Regions from separate parts of the Homo sapiens genome. Here region 2 is linked to region 1. Evidence: read pairs that join two places in POLR2A ChIA-PET (ENCODE). Cell type or tissue: PC-3. All regions are shown on one strand. Links, peaks and the distances in the headings refer to the core of each region. The heading gives the core; the rest is flanking DNA.

The links. ChIA-PET counts read pairs that join two places held together with the same protein. Peaks named below come from ENCODE experiments on the same cell type or tissue, not always from the same donor. Only the 100,000 strongest peaks of a DNase experiment are listed, where the experiment ranks them.
Region 2: POLR2A ChIA-PET joins it to region 1 with 16 read pairs; 4 of 35 experiments call an interaction of 5 or more read pairs at or near these places.

What each region holds. Positions count from the first base shown.
Region 1 is chr14:51,496,263-51,509,111 of GRCh38, reverse strand. The region is part of intron 2 of FRMD6-AS2 (FRMD6 antisense RNA 2); the gene reads left to right. It also overlaps a transcript of FRMD6 not described here. Among named protein-coding and RNA genes, the nearest start is that of FRMD6-AS2, 97 kb to the left of the region's middle. In PC-3, for the core only: no CTCF peak of the experiment used is centred there; no DNase peak of the experiment used is centred there.
Region 2 is chr14:51,442,937-51,455,785 of GRCh38, reverse strand. FRMD6-AS2 (FRMD6 antisense RNA 2) reads left to right here. Exons shown (of 3, transcript NR_051990.1): 3 at 971-1,274. It also overlaps a transcript of FRMD6 not described here. Among named protein-coding and RNA genes, the nearest start is that of LINC02310, 52 kb to the right of the region's middle. In PC-3, for the core only: no CTCF peak of the experiment used is centred there; no DNase peak of the experiment used is centred there; H3K27ac peaks cover 494 bases.

The DNA of each region.
Region 1 (12,849 bases), core at 2,077-10,076:
CAATTCCAAGGGAGGCCTTGTATAAATGTTTTGAATGATGGTGAGCAGTGATGTTAAGGCATAACTTCTTGAACTCATGACTTGAAGGATATCCCTCACCTAAGCTTGACTTTTTCACCATGTTTTTTAAAACATATAAGCCTCAGTCATTCATAGTCATTCTTGATCTGTTGGACTCCATTGGCTTTTGAGGTAGGGAGTCTGGGAAGGAAAGAAACAGGAAAAGACCAGCGTTTGAAGAAAAGGGTGGGAAGAGAGTGAAAGGCCACAAGTGAAAGGACAAGTCAAGGCAGAGAACATCAAATTAGCTTAGAAACATCACAGAGAAATCAAGCTTATAGGCAAGAGACTGTAATTATAGTTTGCTTTTTAAGACACAATTCATATGACTATTTGTTTTGTGAAGAGAGGGGAGTGCTCAGGATGGGCCGCAGTAAATTTTCCAGTCGGGCTACAGCCTTGTTTTTCTCCTTACTAAGAAAATGTGTTTAATAAAATGCCTTAGCCTTTTGAGAAACTGAATGAGTTTTCAGGACATGTATTTTACGTTTCCTCCATATTTTGAACAATAGTCGACCACCTGTTCACGTCTTGCTCTTGTCTCCTCAAGGCTCCAGGACAAGCAGGGGCTTGAGTGTGAGGACTTGTGGGAAAGGAAGGAAACACACGGGGCTCTCTTATGTAAATAACGTGATTAGCAGAAAGTATAAAAGAGGCTTCTTCCCCTGTTCACAAAGCAGATTTTCTTCAGAAGCTGGCAGAGCTCCCAGACAATTTGCTCTGGGGACAGACTCTGGCTAAATTGCTGCCAGTGCCGGCCTCTGGGGCCTTCTAGATTTATGAGTATGGGCAGCCGAGAGGAGGGAGCACTCCGTGGGTGGGGGAAGGACATGGAGAGTAGCAACAGGCAGGGCCGGATGGGGTCACCCAGCGGGAGAGGTGGCTGCGAGCACGGGACAGGCTGGGGGGTGCTCATTGCCCGGGCCAAGGCCACTTTAGCAGCTGCAGGGAGGACTGAGGGGCTGAAGAGGGGAGTAGCTGGCTGCAGGGTCTGCGATGGAGCCTGAGTGGGCACGCTCAGTAGCAGGGGGAGGCACAGCAAAGGATGAGGGGGCTCCCACAATCAGGTAAGGGATCATGCCATTTCAAGCTGCCCGGAGCATTCTGGAAGGCAGAGCATCCCTGTTCTCCAGCACCAAGAAAATAGGGTCTCCTGACTTCCTGCCTGGCCCAGAGGTGTGATCAAGCCATCCTGTGGGTTTGGGGAATGATCAGGAGGCAATTGTTGCCACCACATTTGCTGAATCCTCACTTAGCATTGTCACCACTGCAATGCCCAGCCAAGCCTTTTCAGCTCCCCTGGGTTGTGTTTTCAACAAACACTCACTCTGGAGTACTTCTAATGGAACTGGAAATCAGCAGGCACTCTATGAACTAAAACACATTAGTGGGGAAGGGAGAGGGGAAAGAGGAGGAGGTCCTCCGCTTCAGAAGCTACTGCCAGCTTCCCCACTAGGTTTTATTTAGCTCAGCCAGACTGGAATTCCTGATACGGAGACTTTTAAAGATGATTTTCCCCTATAGTAGAATTTTGAAAAGGTCTGTGGCCATGAATTATTCAGGGTCTCTACCTAATTTAGCTCCTAGTGTCTTCCAGATATCCTCCAGTGGATTCTGAGCTAGCTTGGATATTAACAGAAAAGGCATGGGACTCATGCCTTTTGGGGAATGATCTGGAAGCACATGTTGCTGCCACACTGCTGGATCTTCACTTAGCATTGTCACCACTGCAATGCTCAGCCTTTCCTCAACTGGGCTCCCCCTGGGTTGTGAGGACTCTGCTGCTTTCAGTGTCCACACCAGCCAGGATGCCCTGCAGCTGCTATGACAATGGGAACCAGAAGTCAGGGTTAGCCGACCGTAGCTAAGGCTGCTTTCCCTGCTCTTTCTCCTAGTGGAAATAGCCTTATTGCAGTGTGTGTGTGTGTGTGTGTGTGTGTGTGTGTGTGTGTGTGTGTGTGTGTGTGTCTATACAACCAATTCTAATCATTTCAAAAATTCAGAAAATATAGAACGGTGTAAAGAAACCATCAACTGGGAACAAGCACAATTAACATTATAATACACATTCCTCATGATTGTTTAATGCTAATATTTTTAAGTGAGATCATAGTATATGCACATTTTTATAACCAGCTTTTTTCATTCTACGATGCATCACAAATATTATCCTTCCATGTTAATAATTATAGATCCATATTGTCACTTTTAATGGCTGTTTAATAGTCTAAGGTAAAAATGTGCTGTGGTTTATTTAGTCAACTGCCTGTAGTTAGATGTTTCAGCTGTCACTAGGTTATTGATATAAACAGGTATCTTTATATAAATATCACCAAATGCTGCTCAGATCATTCCCTTAAGGGGAATTCTTTAAAATGGAAGTGCTGGGTCAAATCCTGTCATCTTCTTTAAGGGCATGTTGTCAAAATTTCCCTACACAGTCTCAATCAGGATACCAAGCATCCAGCAGCAAATGAAAACACCCATTTTCCTCCTTCACCCTCAACACTGGGCACTATGAGTCTTTTTAATCTCTTCCAGTCTGATGATTGTGTATGGCATAGCTCATTTGCTGTTTTAACTTGTTCACTGTTTTCTCTTCTCCCTCTGGCACCTTCTGTAATCTCTTGGAGCCTCTTTTCGCCAGTATCCTCTTCATTTAATAGTAAACATTAATTGAGCACTTCCTGTGTGCAGACACTTGCCAAACATTAGTGCTCCAACTATAGGAGCTGTACTGTATAAAATGTTCTGGGCGCTGAGAGGGAGGCCTGGGGAAGCTAGAGAGAGCTTTGCAGAGAAGGCAATATTTATGCTAGATCTGATGGAATGGTGAGAGCTTTGCAGAGAAGGCTAGATCTGATGGAATGGTGAAGAAAGGAGTAGAATAGGAAAAGGCCATTTCATGCAGAGGAAAGAGCATAAGCAGTGTCACCAAAGCCTGTGTTCCAGTGGTGGACATGGGGGAGTGGCTAGATGGAGACAGGCTCTGTGTAGTGTACTACAGAGTTTAGACTTTATTCTGTAGCTATGGCAGATTGTTACAGGAAGCGTTTTTGGAGGAGAATGGTGATCAGATTTGTGTTCAGATGGTTAATTTTGGCAGTAATATGGAAGAGGAAATAAAGTAGAAACAGGGAGATGAAGGGAGAAAGACCAATAAAAAGGTCATTTGCAATTGGCTGTGTGAAGAAACTGAGAGCCAGAAAGAAGCCATGGGCAGTGCGGGGTTAGAGCAGAGAAATGTATGAGATAAAACCTCTGGAAAGGGTGATCGAGTCGAGGGGGGACATTCAAAAAGGCTTGGATTAGAGAAAAGGTGTGAGTATGGGCAAAAAAGAAGAAAGGATGCATTTAGGTTTAGAAACATGCTGCATTTAAGGTGCCCATTGGACTTTAGATGGATCTATTGAAAGGGAAATTATAAATATGGATTTTGGACTCTGGAGAGAATCTGGGACTGTGAATACAGATGTAGGAGTCACTGGTACTCAGAATCCACATACTGATTGCCAAAAGCTCTTCCCCTACCCCACCACCCCTCCATCCAAGCATGATACCCTGTTATTCTAGACAACCTCTTTGTCCTTGTCCCTGACATGTGAGCCCCTTTCCCTTCTCTAGGAAGTGCCCAGTTTGTTTTACAATTCATGTAAAAATTCGATAAACAAGCAACCTATTTTTAGGTATAAATAATAAACATTTCTAAAAGGGTATTTGTTGGGAGGCTGAGGTGAGAGATTGCTTGAGGTCAGGAGTTTGAGACCAACCTAGGCAACATAAGGAGACCCTGTCTCTAAAAAAAGTTTAAAAATAAATAAAGATTATTTGTTAACACAAATAAATTATTCCTAAATAGTGTGAAAAGTTTCTGGGAGAATATTCGGGGGACAGAAAGCCTTTCTTAGTTCTCTCAAGTCCTAACAACAATGCACCATCCAGCCCTACCTCTGGGTAGAAGATTCTGCTTCCCCATTGGAGATGTGTAAGCCACCCAAGGAACAATTCCTAACTGGACAGTGAGGCCTAAGATAGCTCTTCACCTGAGGTCTTTCCCAAGGGCCAGATGTAAGCCTAGGACCTGAGAAGGAATAGGAGCATGGCGCTGTGCCATGCTGTTGGCTGGCTGGCTTCTCTGCTATGATGGGAAGAGCTCAACTGAAAGGACAGGCAGCTGCTGTCTAAATTTAAACAGAAACACTGTAAAATAAACTTAAGCAACTGTAGCCCACTCTGTTCTTTGGGTGAGTGTGATGCCTTCATCACAGACTCATGCCTGCTGTGCCACAACATGGAATGCAGTTGTTCTGGAGCAGCCTGTGTGGTTGATAGTACCCATTTGATTCTCTGGGCCCAGACAGAGCTGTGTTACCAGGTAGCAGTAGCAGGATCTGATTTAACCCACCAGAGAAAGAGGATCTGAAGAGGTCCGGTGAGAAAAGTAGACAGGGTTAAAAGAAAAGGAGCAATTTCTAGTCAGGCCAGAATAAGGATTTCCTGGTCTGGAGATGAGCTGCTGTGTCAGCGACTGAAAAATGAAGCTGAGAGCTGTCCCTTGCTCACATCTCCAGCCAGCACAAAAAAAGTACACACCTGCTCTACCAAAAAGTAACCAGACTGCTTCTTCAAGCAAGTGCCTGACCCCGTTTCTCCTGACTGGGTGAGACCTCCCAACAGGGGTCTCTAGCCACCTCCTACAGGTGCGTTCAGGCTGGAAACAGGTCAGTACGCCCCAGTACAGAGCTTCCAGAGGAAGGAACTGGCTGCCATCTTTGCTGTTTCACAGCCTTCACTGGTGACATCTCCAGATATGGTAAAAACCAAGGCAACTAGGGTCTGGAGCTGACCCCAGCAAACCACAGCAGCCCTATGGTAGAGTAGCCTGACTGTTAAAAGAAAAACAAACAGAAAGCTAGAAACCTAGCTAGACTAATAAAGAAGAATAAAATAAACACAATCAGAAATGGTAAGGGGGATATCACCACTGACCCCCGGAAATACAAACAACCACTAGAAGATACTATAAACACCTCTATGACATAAACCAGAAAATCTAGAAGAAGTGGATACATTCCTGGACACATACACCCTCCCAAGATTGAACCAGGAAGAAATTGAATCCCTGAATAGACCAATAATGATTTCTGAAATTGAGGTAGTAATAAATAGCTTATCAAACCCCCCCCCAAAAAAAAACCCAAAACCAAACAGATTTACAGCTGAATTCTACCAAACGTACAAAGAAGAGCTGGTACCATTTCTACTGAAACTATTCTAATAAATTGAAAAGGAGAAACTCCTCCTTAATTCATTCTATGAAGCCAGCATCATCCTGATAATAAAACCCAGCAGAGATACAAAAAAAAAAAACAAAAAACTTCAGCCCAATATCCTTGATGAACATCAATGCAAAAATCCTCAATAAAATACTGGCAAACCGAATCCAGCAGCATGTTAAAAAGCTTATCCACCACAATCAAGTTGGCTTCATCCCCGGGATGCAAGGTTGGTTCAACATGTGCAAATCAATAAAAGTGATTAGTTACATAAACAGATCTAAAGACAAAAGCACATGATTATCTCAATAGATGCCTATTTAGAATAGGCACCTAATAGAAAAGGCATTTGATAAAATTCAACATCCCTTCATGTTAAAAACTCTCAATAAACTAGGTATTGAAGGAACATACCTCAAAATAATAAGAGCCATATATTACAAACCCACAGCCAATATCATACTGAATGGGCAAAAGCTAGAAGCACTCCCCTTGAAAACCAGTACAAGACAAAAATGCCCCCTCTCACCACTCCTATTCAACATAGTATTGGAAGTTCTGGCCAGGGCAATCAGACAAGAAAAGGAAACAAAGAGTATTCAAATAGGAAGAGAGGAAGCCAAATTATCTTTGTTTGCAGATGATATGATTCTATATCTAGAAAATCCCATTGTCTCAGCCCAAAAGCTTCTTAAGCTGATAAGCAACTTCAGCAAACTATCAGTATACAAAATCAATGTGCAAAAATCACTAGCATTCCTATATACCAATAATAGGTGAGCAGAGAGCCAAATCATGAATGAACTCCCATTCACAACTGCTACAAAGAGAATAAAATACCTAGGAATACAGCTAACAAGAGATGTGAAGGACCTCTTCAAGGAGAACTAAAACCACTGCTCAAAGAAATCAGAGAGGACACAAACAAATGGAAAAACATTCCATGCTCATAGATAGAAGAATCAATATTGTGAATATGGCCATACTGCCCAAAGTAATTTATATAATCACTGCTATTCCCATTAAGCTACCATTGACATTCTTCACATAATTGGAAAAATCTATTTAAAAATCATATGGAACCAAAAAAGAGCCTGAATACCCAAGACAATCATAAGCAAGAAGAAGAAAGCTGGAGTCATCATGTTACCCAACTTCAAACTATACTACAAGGCTACAGTAACCAAAACAGCATGGTACTTGTACAAGAGCAGACACATAGACCAATGGAACGAATAGAGAACTCAGAAATAAAAACCAGACACCTATAATCATATGATCTTCAACAAACCTAACAGAAACAAACAATGGGGAAAAGACTCCCTATTTAATGAATGGTGCTGGGAGAGCTGGCTAGCCATATGCAGAAAATTGAAACTGGACTCCTTCCTTACACCATATACAAAAACTAACTCAAGATGGAATAAAGACTTAAATGTAAAACCCAAAACTATAAAAGCTCTAGAAGGAAATCTAGGCAATACCATTCAGGACACAGACACAGGCAAAGATTTCATGACGAAAATGCCAAAAGCAATTGCAACCGCAGCAAAAATTGACAAATAGAATCTAATTAATCTAAAGAGCTTCTGTACAGCAAAATAAACTATAATCAGAGTGAACAGACAATCTACAGAATGGGAAAAAATTTTGAAGGTCTAATATCCAGCTATTTTAAGAAACTTAAAGTTACAAGAAAAAAACAACCCTATTAAAGAGTGGGCAAAGGACATGAACAGACACTTCTGAAAAGAAGACATACATGTGGCCAACAAGTATATGAATAGAAGATCAACATCACTGAGCATTTGAGAAATGCAAATCAGAACCACAATGAAATACCATCTCATGCCAGTCAGAACAGCTATTATTAAACAGTCAAAAAACAACAGATGCTGGCAAGGTTGCAGATTAAAAGGAACACTTTTACACAGTTGGTAGAAGTGGAAATTAGTTCAACCATTGTGGAAGACAGTGTTGTGATTCCTCAAAGACCCAGAGGCAGAAATACCATTTGACCCAGCAATCCCATTACTGGGTATATATCCAAAAGGATATATATATATATTGTTTTATTATAAAGAAACATGCATGCGTTGGTTCATTGTGGTACTATTCACAGTAGCAAAGGCATGGAATCAACCTAAATGCCCATCAGTTATAGACTGGATAAAGAAAATGTGGTACATATACACCATGGAATACTATGGAGCCATAAAAAGGAACAGAATCATGTCCTTTGCAAGGACCTGGATGGAGCTGAAAGCCATTATCCTCAGCAAACTAACACAGAAATAGATAACCAAACACCGCATGTTCTCACTTACAAGTGGGAGCTGAATAATGAGAATGCATGGGCACATGGTGGGGAAACAACACACTGGGGCCTGTTGGGAGGGGTTGGTTGGGGGAGGGAGAGCATCAGGAAGCATAGTTTATGGATGCTGGGCTTAATACCTAGGTGACGGGATGATCTGTGCAGCAAACCACCATGGCACACATTTACCTATGCAACAAACCTGCACATCCTGCACAAGTACTTCTGAACTTAAAATAAAAGTTGAAGAACAAAGAAAATGACATAACACCCCAAATGAAGCAGCAAGTCAGGAGGAAACAGGGCATGGAGAGATTCTGAACTTCTGTTTCCAATTTCTTATTCAGTGCATAGTATAATTCTAAGCCCAATTGTTAGAGTTTTGGAGTAGAGGAAATGATTTATGCTAGGAAGGAGGAACAGGGAAGCTGTCTGAGCACCAGCTTTCTTAATGCCAATCCACCCTGATAAGCTGGCAAGTTTCCCATAACTATTCATGGCAAAATCCCTGCAGTATCAAAGATCAAATCTGCTTCCTAATTTAGGCCAACATTTTTGAGATCATTGACAATTGCCATAGAAATTAATTTAGAAACAACTCACTGTACTGCTCACCGTATGGGCTTCCAACTCAAGATACTTAAGCTACATGTGACTCACACCCATTATATGTATGTGTGTATATACACACACACACACACATATGTATATATGTACATATATATAATCTTCTATGGCCTTCAGGGTTCCTTAACTTCCTAAATCTTTTTCTGTTAACTGAAGACACATTAATGATTCAGGTCTTTCTGTGTCCACACATACAAAAACTAATCTAAAAATGAGTGAGTAGCACAGATCTTGCTTCATTCAAAACTTTCTCTTTACATACACACTATCTTTTTCTATCTTTTTTTTTTTGAGACAGAGTCTCACTCTGTCGCCCAGGCTGGAGTGCAGTGTCGCCCAGGCTGGAGCACGATCTTGGCTCACTGCCACCTCCGCTTCCAGGGTTCAAGCGATTGTCCTGCCTCAGCCTCCTGAGTAGCTGGGATTACAGACGCGTGCCACCACGCCTGGCTAATTTGTGTATTTTTAGTAGAGACAGGGTTTCACCATGTAGGTCAAGCTGGTCTCAAACTCCTGACCTCATGATCCGCCCACCTTGGACCCTCAAAGTGCTGGAATTACAGGTGTAAGCCACCACGCCCGGCCTACATACACACTATCTTTACACTACTTCCACATTCGTTTACATCTCTAACATTTCCCCCATCATCTCCCAAAATATGTAACTGCCAAAACGCTTTAAAATGCAGCTCCGGCAACATTTGGGCAGATTTTAAAAGACTTAATTGTGAATGTGAGCTGCTTCTTTTTGTCACCCTGCATGCAAACTTGGCACCTTCGCAAAATCGTAAGTCTTGATGTAGCAGGAGCTAAACTATGTGTTCTCCACCACGTTAGCAGGAGCCCTGCTGAGGTCTTCCAAGACATGGCACCCTCTCTAGCCAGGGTTCAGGGCCACCAAGCCATTATTTCCATAACTCATGAGAATATTTTCAATTTAACAAGCTCAGTTCAGACATAAGAATCAAATGAGACAAATTAAGAAAAAAAAATACCTCCCAACCCATGTGCCGAATTGGGAAACCAAGTGACCAAAAGAAATTAGAGTCCTAAAAGAGTTTATACAGATCACCCAAGGACCGAATACCTGAAAAGAATATATGCAGCATCAGACTGTTGCTCTGATTTCTGCTATACTCCACACTTTGCTTTTCTCTGATTTCATGGTCTCTTTGCTTTCCCTGTATGTAGACAGCTGTGGGACAGTGATTAGAAACATGGACCTCGGAGCTGGGCTGCCTGGGGTCAGGCCCCTACTCCACGTCTTATTTGCTGTGTGACCTTGGGCTGTTACCTAGTTTCTCTGTGCTTTATTTCCTCATCTGTAAAACAGACTGCTTTAAGGATTAAATAAGTTAATGTAGTTGAAGCTTTTATACAATGTCTCACACTTAACACAAAAGTTCTGAATAAGTGTTAGCCAATTTCCTTTAAATTGGAAATCTATCAAAACCACAGAAGTTTTAGCATGAAATATAGAAAAGAAAATTGGGCCATTCATACCTCAATTACTCTTTCTCTGCTTTCTCTTGTATATTAATGAAAGGCCAGGTGACAACTGTGAACAGAGAAAAACTACAGGCTCAGCTGTCGTTGCTGAGAGTCAACATCTCCGCTAAAGGAGGGCAAGGTTCCTCTCTGGAACAAAAGGAGCATCAAGAAACATGTGTTTATTGAACGTTATCTATTGCAAGGGATCCTGTGAGGTCTCTCTGTGTGAGAAGTAACTGTATTGAAAACTGCAGTGGAATTCCAAGTCACACCTCTGCCAGGAAACCTGTCCCATCTGCTCAACTCTGTTTCTTGTTAGATTGAGCAAGCATGGGTGGAATCTTTCCAAATGTGAAGTAAAAGCAACATTGGAACCAAATTCAGTCACTCTTTGTGGGACCTTGGGCAAATTGCAGTGCAGTAGGACTGTGCTAAAAAGTGCTTTAGATACAAATATCTTATGTAATACATAAAATACCTATGAGATCTAGTGGTAGATTTTACATTAATTATTCCCCAACTCATCATGCCTCCCAGGATCCATGCCCTTGTGTAGTTTCCTCCCATGCGATGCCGGGTTTCGTCACGTGGATGGAATGAGTAGATGTGATCATGGTTAGAAGCTCGATAAATGCTTGCCTGTTGAAGCTTGTACTGTACTCTCAGAACACTGCCACCACCACATGAGAAAGTCTAGCCTCCTGAAGGATGAAAGAGCAGATGGACAGAGAGAGGCCCAGCTGTCCCAGCTAAGCCCAGGCCCCTGTTGATCTTCCAGCTGAAGGCAGCCACGTGCATAAGCCCAGGTAATACCAGTAGCAATTAAGCTAGACAGGCAACCCATGGAATCATGAGAAATAACAAATTATTGTTTTAAGTCACTAAGCGTCGGAATCACTTGTTACTCTGCAATGAAAACAAAAATTGGTGAGTGGAGTGCTGCCACAAAACAAAAATTAAAATATGTGGCATTGGCTTTGGGACCACATGGTGGGCAGAGGCTGAAAGAGCAGAGAGGAAATTATTTCTGGAGTCTGGAAAAAGGGAAACCCATATTTTTGAAACAATCAGCAAAATAATTTCCTGTGGTAACTTGTAAAGCAAAAACTGTACCTGATACGCTTATGGGTCTGGCTAATGCTATTTCTACACAAAATGCTAAAATAGTTTTTTGTTTTTATTTTTAACACTGCCTGATAAGGTATAGAAGAAAGACGGATGAATTAAAGAAGGAATCATTTAGTTTGCAAGCACAACATAGAGGAAATGAGCAGGTCCCAGGACTTGCTGGATTAGAATGTAAGACTGTTCCTCATTTCCATTTTCTCCAGCTGGCAAAGGATTCTCAAAGTAAAAAATGGTTTCAGGGTAAAGATTAATCTAGAGTGTGGCTATGAAATCCTGTATTAAGGCCTCTAAAGGACTTTAGGAAGTTCTGAGTAGACTCTCAACTGGATGAAAGGGCTTCTAAGATTCGTAGAAGCCTCATCCCAAAATATCTCTGGGTAATATAGAGCTGGGCTGCCCAGGATGGTAACCACTAGTGATGTGTAGCTACTGGGCACTTGAAATATGGCTAGTCCAAATTGAGATGTTTTGTAAGTGTAAAATACATGCTGGGTTTCAAACATGTAGTATGGAAAAGTTTAAAATATCTCAATAATTTTTATACAGATTACATGTTGAAATGATAATGTTTTAGATACACTGCATCTAATAATATATTACAATTTCATCTGTTTCTTCTTACTCTTTTAAAATATGTGGCTATTAGGATTTCAAAAAAACATATATATGACTCACACATGTGGCTTGCATTATATTTCTATTGTAACATTAGTGTGGAGAGAGCATTAGTAGAGAGAGGCCTGTCCCAGAAAGAATTATGGGTATAGATTTTGTCTAATAGAGGGAATAATAATATGATACATGGAAAACCGATAAAGTTTTTAAAGGAGTTGTATCAGATTGAAGAACAGTTTTATATAAATAACAGTTTAGATGATAAGAGACCTCTGGGCTCCCAACTTTCTACAAGCAAGCAACAGGCTGAGAGAGATACTTGGCTGAAAACATAGGTTGTTTCTTAAAAAAAAAAAAAAAAAAGTTATTTCAGAAGATGGAATCAAGAACCCAGAGCGTTGAGTCAGGAGTAGAGCCAGATTCTAATCAAGGAATTCTGCCTGCTTGAGTGGAGGAATCTGAAAATATGTGCCCAGATACATATGTCAGAATTACTATGGACCAATTACTGCTATTGCCTCCATTACCCTCCTTTTTGAATGAGGATATTAAGGTTACCATGTCCCTGTTTCAACATTGTATGGTGGGTGTATGGTTTAACTTGTAAGTATAATTTAGAGGAAATGAACAGGGGGCAGGATATGCTATGTTGGAAGGCAAATCTCATTTCTGGATGAAGAGAAATTACATGTGAGAAATTTTATGTCTGGACCGGATGGCAGATCAAAAAATCATGGACTTCAAACCAGACACAATCATTAAGACACACATAAAGATGAGACTTTAAGTGTCTTGGAGGGATGAGTGTATTTTGCATATGGGAAGAATGCAAATAATTATTTCCAGATGGTAGACCTGTGGATTATAAGTGACCAAAAATTATTTGCAAATCTTCTCATTAAGAGGTAGAGTTTATTCCCACATCTCTTAATCTAAGCTAACCTTTTTTACTTGTTTTACCCAATAGAATGTGGCAGAAGTAATGCTGTGCAACTTCCAAGCCCAGATCTGAAGAGGCTTCGCAGCTTTTACTGTTATCCTCTTGGTACCCTGAGAACATTGCACTGTCCTAAAGCCTATAAGAAAATCACAGAAGTTAGAGTCCCAGCTATTCCAACCATCTCTATCTGAGGCCCCAGACATGGGAGTGACGCCCTTTTAAATCTGTAGCTAACTGTAGTCACACGAGTAAGTCTAGGAAGAAGACAGCATGAGAGCTACTTAACTAATCCAAAGAAGTGTGAGAAACAAGAAATCATTGTTGTTTTCAGCCACTATATTTTGGGGTGCTTCGTTCCACAGCAATAGATAACTGATACAGTCTATTCAGTTTAA
Region 2 (12,849 bases), core at 2,728-10,727, 54 kb after region 1:
TCCCCATACCAGAATTCTATGCTGTCTCCTCTCATTCCCAGACGTTTGCTTTGCCTCCAAATTTCCTAAATTCTATGACTATTAACCCTGAGTTTGAAGCTGTTCTCTGCCCAGTGTTCTCCTGCTCTTGGACCCTAGCCCAGGTCACCTGACTCTACCAAAAGAAGTTAAGCGACTCACCCAAGATCACACAGACTGATGATGGCAAAACTCAGAGCTAAAAATGCTGCTTCAGTGTCCGGGACAGGTTAACACTGACAACTATATATTTGAGGAAATAAAAACTGCCCGACAAATGCAAGAATTTACAAAACCCATAAATACAGTATCCAAGGTCAAGAAGTTTATAGGCTTTAAAAACTCAGCTCAAGATATCACCACAATGACAAGAGCAGTCAGGAATAATGATTGAAAGATCCATAATGGTGCCTTAAGAAAATCACTTCCTTGGGAACTGCTAGAAGGAGCTAGAACAGTATTGCTCAAACTGTGTTCTATGGAAAATTAAATTCTTGGGATGTGAATTAGTATGCCTTGACAAAATAGTTTCATAATCAGGTTAGCTTAGGAGGCATACTCTATATCCCCCTTGGGATTCCCGGTGCATTTAAGTATATTTAATGTCCTAAGAAGTCCTATAGTAAAGAAACTGTTACACTTGATTTAACCTCATCTTTTCTAAATTTACTTGACTACTGCTCACTGGCTCGCTCTCACTCTCTCTCTCTCTCTCAACAGACTACCTATTTGTCCTGAGAACACAGTTTGGGAAATTCTGAACCAGGTTTATTTAACAGGTTTTTAAAACTCCTGATTCTTTACATTTAATTATTCGCTAGAATGAACCAAACTACTGTCTTTGCTCAATTCATGGGATGATCATAAATCCTGTGCCATTAGATCCTCTGACATATGCTCTTCATTGAAATGCATCCTCATTCAGTGCATTCATTTTTTTTTTTAATTATAGGACCTAACAAAGGGAATGGAGAGTAATCACATCATTCCAAGACCCTTCCTTTGCAGTCCTGTAGTCACAGCTCCAAAGACTCTGGGTTTTGGAGTAAGAGCTGTAACTGCTCAAGAAGAATTCGTGAACAAAAGCACATCTTTCTGAGGAGGCAGAATATCACAGGCCTATGACACCAGACTGCTGGAAGAGGCACTAGAGGTTGACAATAGATTCCAACATCTCATAAACCAGGAAGCAGCCTCAGGAAGGTTGGCAGCTGCCAAACCCATAGGCTAAGCAGTGGTGGGACTGTGATTCAAACTCAGATATTTTGGTTCATCTGCCAGGAAATTTTTCCTGTCCTGGAATTATCTGCTCTTCTCAGGAGGGAAGAGCTCAGTCCTCTTCATCCTGAAACCCATCATAGGAAAGGCAAGAAGGAAATGCACCAAAATGTTAACTGTGGTTGACACTGAAGTGGTAATTTGGTCTTTGTTCTATTTTTTCTGCATTGACCAAAATGTTTACAAAGGACATACATTGCTTTTATGCCAGAGCAAAGTTATGTTTAAAAACATTTTAAAAGCCAGAAGGTAAAGTACATACCCTGGAAAGCATTGTGTACGTGGCTCCGCTCCTAGTTGTTGACCAAAATAAGCAGAGCTAATGAAATGCCATGGCATTTCCCTGTGCCAAGGGAGGCATTAGGCTGTTCTCAATGAATGACTCACGGAGGCAGCGTATAGAGGCCTCCCTGCTGGCTGCTGGCGGGGCATCGGCTCTCTCTGGTAGGCATTGTGCTGCTGTGGCTTCACCCACTGACTGGCACGGAGCAGAGCCCTGCTTCATCGCCTTTGGTAATTTCCTCTTAAAGCATGTGTCTCCAGTGGGCTTTGAATGGCTCCTCTGTGATTTCTAAACTCAACCTAACTGAGTATACAATTTTAATTGGAAAAAAATGGCTTGACGTTGCCTTTCTGTATTTATACACCAGCCTCCCACCTAGCAAAAACTAACTGTGTCTAAAAACAAGCCTAACTGTGTCTAAAAGCAATACTTTTAGTATTTTAATGCCTGTTTTGGAGTCTGAGCAGGTTGTACCTTGTTTACATATAAGGGGTGAGTGTGTCTGTGTGTGTGCACACATATGCGTGTATGTATGTGTGCATGCATGTGTGAGACAAAGCTAATCACTTAGGTCCTTCAATTCTAAAGAGAATAATTTGATAATCCCCTCAATCAAATAGCATGCAGTCAGTCACTTCCAAAATATCTATTTACTAAAGTTTTCCAAAAACTGTATATCCACTGTACCTTAAAGTACTCTGAATCTTGGACTATTATCATTCTTCTTAAAAGTAGCGGCTGAGGGTGTCTTCATGTCCACCATTTCCATCAATATCTCCTCATTTCTCAGTCTTCTCCGCCTGACATTAACCACAGCTCTTTGCTTCACAGCTTCCCATTTCAGGCTGTTCTTGCTCCTTCCCCTACCTCACCCTAACCTGTCCTCCCTCCCACAGTCCCAGAGTATGTTGGATCCTCCCTGCCAGCCCCCGACTCAAAGCCAACATCCTCCTCTCTGGTTTTGAATCCATCTCTTATCATTTTATCTCCCCAGGGTCCCTGATGCATTAATCACCTCTCTTGGGCACCACATCTTTAATTCTCTATTTTTTTTTTTACCAGCTTTTCCTGTCAGTTTATAAGCTTGTTCAGTTCTCACTCATCTTAAATTACTGCCCCTTAACTTTACATGGTCATCAGGTTCTTGCTTTATCTCTCTTGTTCCCTTTTCCTCAAGCTTCTCAGATGATTAGACTGAACTCACTGTCTCCATTTTCTCAAGTCACATTCCGTTCTCCCTGGAAGCAACCTGGCTCCCACAATCAAACCACTGAGAGGGTTTCTGCAAAGATTACCGATGATGAGACATCGTCTTCTCTCCTCAAAGTACTGGACATCTTCCTTGCCGTTGACCCTAATGACTGCTCATGCTTTGAGACACTCTACTCGTATGCCTTCTAACACCCTGTCTTCAGCCTTTCCTTCTTACACTCTGACTGTTCCATCTCAGCCTGTTCCACTGGCCCTTCTTTCTAGATATGCTCCTTAAACATGGAAGTTTCCAATGTTTCATTCTGCAGCATTTAATTCTTGATTCACTTCTCTTTTTATGCTACTCCTTGGGTGACTTAACCCACTTCTGTTTATGCTGGTGGCTCCCAAATATACTCTATCCAAGTCAAAGTCCTCCTGTTCTTGAGCTATAGACTCATTCCAAGTGCCTTCTTGATATCCTAACTTAGTTGCCCACTGGCACCTCAGTCAATATGCTCCAAATCAAACTTATTATCTCCTCAACATCCCAAACTTACAGCTTCTTCTACTATTCCTCATGTTAGTTTGAAAACCATCACTAGAGTGACCAACCATTCCCATTTTCCCAGGACTGAAGGGCTTCTGAGGATGTGGGACTCTCAATCTTAAAACTGTCACAATCCAGGCAAATGGAGATGGTCTCTCTAGCCACCATCCACTCATCATTGGGCCTAGAACCTTAGTCACCTTTGACTCGGCCCCCTTCATCCTCTTCTTCCATCTGCCTGTCCAGCTAATTTAATTTCCTAAATAGTTATTAAATTCCCATTTTTCTTTCCAACCCTCGCTCATGCTCTGATCATCTCTTGCCAGTTTTGCTACCCTAGCCTGCTGAGTATTCTCTCTACTGTCAGTTTTCATCCCTTTTCAATGTATGCTGTATTCAACTGCTGAAAGAATAGTTTTAAAACACCAATCTCACCCCATCTCTGCCCTGCTTAAAGCATTCCATGGGCATCCCATTGCTTGGGATAAAGCCCAAACAAGTTGATATGTCAAAGTCCTCCACGGGTGTCTTAATCTGTTTTGCATTGCTATAAAGGGATACCCAAAGCTGGGCAGTTTATAAAGAAAAGAGATTTATTTAACTCACCATTCTGCAGGTTGTACGGGAAAAATGGCACAAGCATCTGCTTCTGGTTAAGACCTCAGGAAGATCCCAGTCATGGCAAAAGGAAAAGTGGAGCTGGCATCACATGGCAAGAGAGGAAGTGGGGGAGGTGCCAAGCTCTTTTAAACAATTAGCTCTTGTGCGAACTAAATAGAGTGAGAGACCAAGTGTGATGGCTCACGCCTGTAACTCCAGCACTTTGGGAGGCTGAGGTGGGCAGATCACTTGAGGTCAGGAGTTAAAGACCAGCCTGGCCAACATGGCAAAATCCTGTGTCTACTAAAAAAATATACAAAAAAAATTACCCAGGCATGGTGGCACATGTCTGAAGTCTCAGCTGCTTGCGAGGTTGAGGCAGGAGAATCAATTGAACCCAAGAGGTGTAGGCTGCAGTGAGCTGACTTCACACCACTGCACTCCAGCCTGGGTAACAGACCAAGACTCTATCATACATATATATACATATGCATAGAGTGAGAATTCAGTCATTGCTGCTGGGATGGCACAAAGCCCTTCATGAGATATCTGTCCCCACGACCCATATACCTCCCACTAGGCCTCACCTCCAACATTGAGGATCAAATTTCAACATGAGATTTGGAGGAACAAATATCAAACTATATCAATGGTCCACCTATCCCTGGCCTCACCTGTGTCATGCATTGAGCTTTATGTAGGTATCTACACAGGCCAGACTGCTTATCCTCAGCTCTTGCTGTGACCTTTTCCTGGCATGTCCTATCTCTATCTCATCTCCCTTTGTCACCTGGTAAATTCCTCAAGATTCAACTGAGGTTCAAGACTCAACTCCTCCACGTCATTACCTGCAGGAGGTCTTCTGTGACATGCCCACTCTGCAGGTGGGTTAGCTGTTACCCAAATCACCCTCCACAGTGCACTCAGATGATCTCCTTACAGGTCAGTCTTTTCCTCTGGGCTGCCAAGTTCACAGGAGTACACACAGCATTCTCCTTGCCTCTGTGTCCATAGCATCTAGGACAATGCCTGGCATAAAACAGACCTCAACAAACATTTGTGGAATTTATCTATCTATTTGAGGTGCAAACTGATGGCCAGCAGGTCAAATCTAGCCCATAGTCATGGTTTGTTTGGCCCAAATGATGGCTTTTTATTTTTTTATATATCAATGTTTAAAAATCATGAGATCTCATACAAAAATCCCAAATTCTAGATTCTCTTGAGAAAACTAAATATCTGGAAACGTTAGATTCCTATTTTGTGTGGTAGCTGACCTCATGAGAGAGCACCTGTTACCATCTTAGCCCACATCTCACTGGGAGCCTGCATCTCTCCTCGACCCTGGTGGGGAACTGCTGGCAGAATCTTTTGAATGAGCTTCATTTGGAAGAGCTTCTAGGCATTTGTTTTTCCTTAAATAGTGAACTGATGGTTTAGAGACCAACTTGGTTGCCCCAGAATGTTTAGGGTAAACAAGAAACCCACACTGCCCAAAAAATTCTGGTCTGGTTTTCTGTCTAGATTTCTATCTAATATCTAAATTTTCATGCTGTAATTCCTATCCTCAATTTTTGAAACTCAAAGAATTTTATCTTAAATTTTCTTTCCTACATTTTCCCTGAAGAGCTCTAAGAGAAGATGGTAGTGATATTATCATCTTCAAACTAGCACTTTCCTCACTGCTATCTCATTTTCTTCTTACCTCTGTGGCAGTAAGTCACAGGATCTTGACACGAGAGATTCAATTTTATAAGTATATTGAATTTTTGCCACAGGTATGATTGTTTTCACAGTAAACAGACAACAATCACATGCACAGAGACATCTCAAGAGCTTTTTACATCTTAACTGTTAACAGCTTTATGAATTTTAATGGTTCAGGAAAAGTTTATTTTTCACCACAGGCCCAGATGGAAATCGCTGCCATCAGGAATAGCTGAAATCCCCAGCTGTGATAAAGGAGCAGATTTCTAGGCAGAGGAAATCAGAGTATGACCTACTGGTGCTGCCATCTGTTCCCCTATGTGGACCCAAGAGCTGGGGGGTTCCTGTGGGACCCAGGAACCATCAGCTGTGGGTTTGTGTTTTATTGGATTTAATTCAGCCAAGCTTCCTGACTTCCAGGCTTCCACAGTCACTCTTGAATGTTTGGCTCTATCAGATACTGCTACTATATGCTTTTTGATAATTTTTTATTAATAATAAAGTTAATTAAAATTAATTTAATTGAGAGAATTTGGTGACACTCTTTGGGATCACTACAGATACCACCCAACATACTCAATTCAGAATTGCCAAAGAGGGACTCCAGGGCCTCCTGCTGTTTCAGATGGCCTTCTCTGGAACAGTGGGCCAGCTCCTTCTTTGTGGCTTTGGAACTGTTCTGCAGCAGCACTGACAGACAAGAGAAGGTGCAGATTAGCCTGATAATCCCATAAGCTGTGATGGGAAAATCCACTGTGCACTGAGATTCCTTTCTCATTGGGTGGAATCTCAAAATCACCACCATGCTCTTTTGTTGAACTACCCTGAAGACTGATTTTCATGTTTCTCCTGAAGAACCTCCCACTGAAGAATGGCTAAATGCCAGACACTGACTGCCACAGGGAGAGCTTGGCCTTCCCACTATCCCTTTCCCTCTTGCCAAAAACACTCCAGGAAACTCCCTCTGAAGTCATGCATATCTTTTCTGGACTGTGACCCTGCCTGTGCATGACTGTGGCCACCAGCAGCTGGGTACAGCAACTGAGGGTCAGACATCTGCTCTGTAACAACAGCAGAGATGAATCTCTATTTTAATGAAACATGATGGGCTGCATGATTACAAGCAGCATCAGGTTTTTCTAAAGGCAGACTGCAGGCATTGTTTGCCTACCCTTGTCCCATTTACCTGGTGCCTGAGATGAGGTACCATGACTAGTCTGAACAAGCTTTTTGAGGCTTACCAAACTCCTTTTCCTTGGTGGTAACCTTCCTTCATGCATTTTTAAGTGAGAGAGAATGTCAAGATTATACCCACGACGAGCTGGGGGAGGTATCCAATTCAAATGTTTCATTTCCTGCCCCAAGTTTTATTGCATAAGTGGGATGGTATTTAGGAGTTTTATTTGAAGAAGAGAGACCCTGGCTTGGCCATGGTTTTTGAACACACGTGTCACATGCTTCTGCCTGACCTAACCTGCCCTTGAACTACAGACAGAGCAGTACAAGCCAACCAGTTCCATATGCCATTACTGTAAGCGCTAAATGACCATGGTCCCTCTTTCCTTGCCAATGGGTAACTAACTTATATTTCAGCATATATTTCTACCTCGGATTACACAGGAAGATCAGCTTAACAATTGCTTCTCAGACATGCCAACAAATTCATTTCAGCAAACACTATTTATCACCGGCTGTGTACTAGTCATGAAACCAAGATGAAATAGATGCAGTCCCTCACTGTAAGGAGCTTACAACTTTAATGTATGGAATTAGACACATGCACACCTAAATATAGATTAGTGAACTGGAACATGAATGCAAATAAATTATCCAGAATGCAACCCAGACAGATAAAGCAATGGAAATATTTGCTATAATGGTTAAAGACATATGGAGAATACAGTAAGAATGAATGCTATCTATATAATTGGAAATCCAGAAGGAGATGATAAAGAGAATGATCAAGAAATAATATTCAAAGAGATAATAACTGAGGATTTCTCAAACATTAGGAATTCCAAAAAATCCCAAATATATTAACTACAAGGAAATTTGCAAACAATCCATCATGGTGAGACTGTGAACACCAAACACAGAGATTATCTTAAAAGTATCCAAAGAGAAAAGACACATTTCCTACAAAGGAATAGCAATTAGAACAATACAAGCTTCTCTGTGATAGCATTAAGCCAGAAAAGACAGGGGAGTAGTATCTTCAAGACAGTACATAACTGCCAAGCTAGAATCATATGACGTCAAAGCAATAAGAAAATAATTTTGGCCATGATAGGGATTTAAAGTTATAAGTAAGGTGCTTTGAGAAAGCTAAGGGAGGAGCATTAATCGTGCATGGATGGTGGTGTTGAGGGGTGGGGAATGGAACAGATGTGAGTAGGATTGAGACAGCTGGGGAGTGAGGAGACAGGACTGCAGCCAGTGGTAGGATCCCTTTGTTTAAATGAGGAAAAGGCTCTACCTCAAATCCAACACAGTTCCACCCAAGGTGCCCAGAGTGTGGGCTGTAGGCGAGACGCCAATTCTTCCAGACTCTTCAGCTTGGTGGCCTTACATAAGGCACAGTCTGCACATTTGTAACTGCTGCCCTGAGGGGAGGTGCTCCAGATGGTGCAGTCTGAGCAAAGGCCTAGAGGTCCACATGGACATACTATGGTATGTTCAGGCAATAGAATGCCTCTGATAACTGCATCCCATAAGTACGACGTCTTCCTGGTGTTCAGGCTTGTGCACTGGACTGTATAGAAGAACACTGATTCCCATGAGTGGAGCAGGCAGCACACAGGTAAGCTAAATGGGAGCTTCAAGGCTGATAAAGCTCTTCCAGAATTCAATCAATGTGTTTTCCAAGGGCATCAGGGACCTAGTAGAATTCTAAGCCTGAGAAGGTCAAACACCATTTTACAAGTCCCTCCACATCTCCCCGCACCCCAGAGTGGCCTTGCTGTTGCTCCCCGCACCCCTGCAGGCCCTCTGCTCATTTACGCTTTTCTACTCCATGCCATGGAAATGCAAGGAGTTAGGAGCTGTAAAGGATTCCTTGTGAGTCCTACACCTCTGCCTGCATTTGCCCACTCATATCGGGACAGAGTATTATAAAGTATTGAAGTCTCCAAGAATCTTTGAGGTCATTCAGTACTTCCTCACAGCCATTGTGGAATTTCCTGTACAACATCTGTGACCAAAGCCCATCCCCATCCTGCCCAAGCTCTCCCAGGACCTAGAGGCTCACAGCCTAGGTCGTCATGATGGATCTCCTCTCCAAGATGTCAACTCTCATTTCTTCCTATGTCTGTCTTCTCCAAGGAAAAGAGCTTCAGTCTTCCCCTTAAATGACTGCACCCTAATCATTTTAATATGGTCAGGATTTGGCAAAGTACCTGCCCTCACCCCAATCACAGGTTTTATTTCACTGCACTGTAAACTTCACTAGTGATGCACAAGAGTACCTTGAGGGCAAAGACCATTTCTTATTGATCATTGCCAATATTCACAAGGTCTGGAGTACTAGTGGCTACATGATGGACATTCACTAAATTACTTCTGAAAGAATAACTAAAATGACAACCATATTGTCTGGTTTCCAAATCATCCAACTCATCTTTCTCTGGACGTGTGACTGACTTAGAAAACTATGAAATCCAGAACCCAATACAGGCAACCTCAACTTCCGTGTGTGTGTGTGTGTGTGTGTGTGTCTACACAAGAGAGAAGGACTACCCTCCTCTGGGGCCAATGTATTTTCCTTCTTTGCTCCCTCATATACTCTTGGGCAGCAGCAGTCTCTTATGAATCTTCAAGCTTATCTCTACTTTCTCAGTATTTATAGGGTAAATTTTCCCAAAGATGAAAAGGAGAAGCCAGAACACAGGGAAAACCATCGCGGTCACTCCTCTGGTTCCTTCTACCACTGCCCCAGCTCAAAGCTCTGCTGCGATGCAGATCATGTTTTTCCCAGAAAATGTAAACTTCTTAAGAAAACTGACTATCTTCTACAACTCCAGCACAGTGCTAGGCATACAACTAATTTCTGCAAGACAGTGTAGAAGCTAAGAATGGGCTCTGCAGCCAGTCACCCTGAGCTTGAATCTTAACTCCATCACTGTCAGTTCTGTGACAGTGGTAAGTACCAAACCTCTCGACGCTTCTGCCTCCTTATTTGTGAAACGGAGATAGTGATGTTATCTACAACACAGGTATGCAAATACCTACAATACATGCAAAATACCTGGTATGTAACATGCTATGTAGTATACGCAAGAAGCATTAGCTGTCATAATAATTTAATACATATTTATTGAGCTAATTATGGGTAAACGCAAAATTACAACATAAGACAGTCTTGTGCTAGGTACTTTTTCATACTCATTGAAAGCATTTACAGAGCCTTCTCTGTGCTAACTGCTGAGGGCACAAAGATGAGTAGCACTTGGGGAGATGATGTCACTTAGGAAGGTATTCTTTTCTCACTTTTTCCCTATTACATTTGATATTGTAAGGTGTCTCTGATGAGGTGTTAGCAGGTATCAAATCTTTAAGCATGTCTCCTAATCCTTTTGGACCTCAGTTTCCTCAACTGCAAAGCCAGGCGGTTTGGCTACTTGATCATCTAGCTTTAACATTGTATAACTTTATGATCATGGAGATTTGTTTGTAAAAAAAAAAAAAATTGCACTTCTGTTTCAGGGGTTTTTCTTCCACTCTTCTTCTCATGGACTAGGAAACCTGGGGACTTATTTTTGAGGTCACAAAAGAGGAAAAACCGAGACTCCTCAACCCAGACCCAACCACTGGCTTTGATGACATCAGGAAAGAGGGAGGAATGTTCTCTTCAGACTTGGGAAGCTGGCAGGCGACTCTCCTGGAGGCTGGTGTGCTTGAGGTCTCTGAGGGGGGCCCAGTCGCAGCCCCTATAGACCAGGATAGAACAATGAGATGTTTTCATGCCAGGACCTACAGAAGGAACCATTCATCTCTTGCTGCTTCAGGCAATAGTCCAGCTTCTCTTGGCAGGGAGCAAATCTATGCCAAGATTCACTGAGGTTTTGGTGGTCAACTGGATGGCAGCAGACCCTCTCTTTCTTCCTGGGTCCATTGAACAAATAAAAAAATTAATAGTTGATCAAAGTTGAGCCATTTCCAGGCTCCTGAGGCATTTCAATGATCATTATAGTATTATATCATTGAATAAGTTTTCAAGTACAGTGCATTAGGTAGGAGGTGGGGGAAGAACTTAAAAGGAACAGCTCTGAGGAGCTGCTTCATCTCGGGCCAGATGGGAATGGACTGGGATGTGGGTTCTCTAGACACCAACATCGACAACAAGGAGCTCTCAAGCACACAGATGCCTCCGCCCCCTATCAGTTGCACAGGGTTTCTCGCTAAAGCAGTTTAGAAAAACAATTTAGACATCTGAAGAATAAAACTCTAAGGGTATAGGGCTCCGTGACTTCTTGCCAGAGCCAAGAAGAAGCTGGCTCTCGACCTCACCTGCCATCACCATTCAAGGCAGACAGAGCCTTCAAAGTGCTTAAAAGAGATGAGTCAGAAGTCCAAATTCCCTTGCTCTCTCTCAGTTTTCATCAGCACCACAAGAATAGGCTGGAATTTTACTAAACGACTGAACACACACATTGCTAACAATGGATTCGTTACAGACTGTCCAGGGAAAACAGGAGAGAAAAAAATGAATGGCAGTGTAACCCCAGTTTCATATCATGGCAACCCTGTACAAACAACTCTCAGCGCAACCACATGCCAGTTCTCATCTTCACCTCCCAGACCCAGGTAGTCCTCAAGAGACAAAGCTCAGGAGCTAATCTCAGCATCTGATGGCAACAAAATTACCATTAAGCCTCTTGCCAGTGGGGCCAGCACTCACCAGGAAAAACTTACTCTGTTAGATAAAAACCCACTGCTGGGCGTGGTGGCTCACGCCTGTAATCCCGGCACTTTGGGAGGCCAAGGCGGGTGGATCACCTAAGGTCAGGAGTTCGAGACCAGCCTGGTCAACATGGCAAAACCCTGTCTCAACTAAAAATACAAAAATTAGCCAGGCTTGGTGTCAGTTGCCTGTAATCCCAGCTACTTGGGAGGCTGAAGCGGAAGAATCACTTGAACCTGGGAGGTGGAGGTTGCAGTGAGCCAAGATTGCACCATTGCACTCCAGCCTGGACAACGAGAGGAAAAAAAAAAAAAAACTCACAACTTGCTTGAAAGGGATAATTCATTCTCCCTACCTTTACCCCAAATATGCATGTATACATGCCATGTTTTCTGAAAAGGAATGATGTTTGTTATTTCTCTATTGGTGGAGATAAGCCTTGTTCTGGCATTCCTGGCAAATGCTCAGGAAACAATGTCCTGGTTGTTTTTTAAAGGAGAGACTACTTCAGAAGGACTTGGGGAGAGAGATCTTTTGTACGATTTCTCTTGGAAGATGGGGATGGAGGCTGCAGCAAGGCAGACTTTCAGAGAGAAGAGTATGGCACAAACCCCGCATGGGAAAGACCAACTCCTCATCCTGTGCATCATTTGTACCTTCAGCCCGGTCAGGCCCAGAAAGACTGCATATCCAGTGCAAGCTGGTGGAGATGCAGCCTTTGGTTTCATAAAGCACAGGGTGTTTTGCTCATTCATATTTGGGGGCAAGAGCTTGTGCATTTTTTGGCAGCCATAAACCTTGCCATATGCTGATAGAGAGAGTGAGGGTTGAATTAACACGCTGCCTCATCTTTTGGTGGATCACAGCTGAGTCATATCCATTTTGACACTCAGAGAATATAAATAGAAAGATTTTGGGGACAGAAATGAGAAATCTATACATCTTGGACTTTTTCAAGTTCTTCTGGCTAGCATGTGCTGTTTTCCTTAGCAGACTTGCCCATGATGAAACAAAGTCAGAGAAAGAACAGCCTTTGCTCAAACTTTTGAATGTCTTTGATACATTAGATTGGAAAAGACTGTTTGAAAGATAGGGAACAAATATGTTTTATTTCATTGAACTATGTGTGTGTCCTGAGCCAGTAGTGGCAAGAAGGGGGAGAAGCCTATGGATGATGCACGTAAGATTAAAATCCTGCAGGGTTTTTCCCCATCCTGGTGCCTTCACAACCTCAAGTATGGGGAAGCCAGAGTCATGCAGTGATTTATGCACCAGGAATCCAAGCTCAGAAAGCATGCAGGCATAAGGCCAGGCACTGGTGAT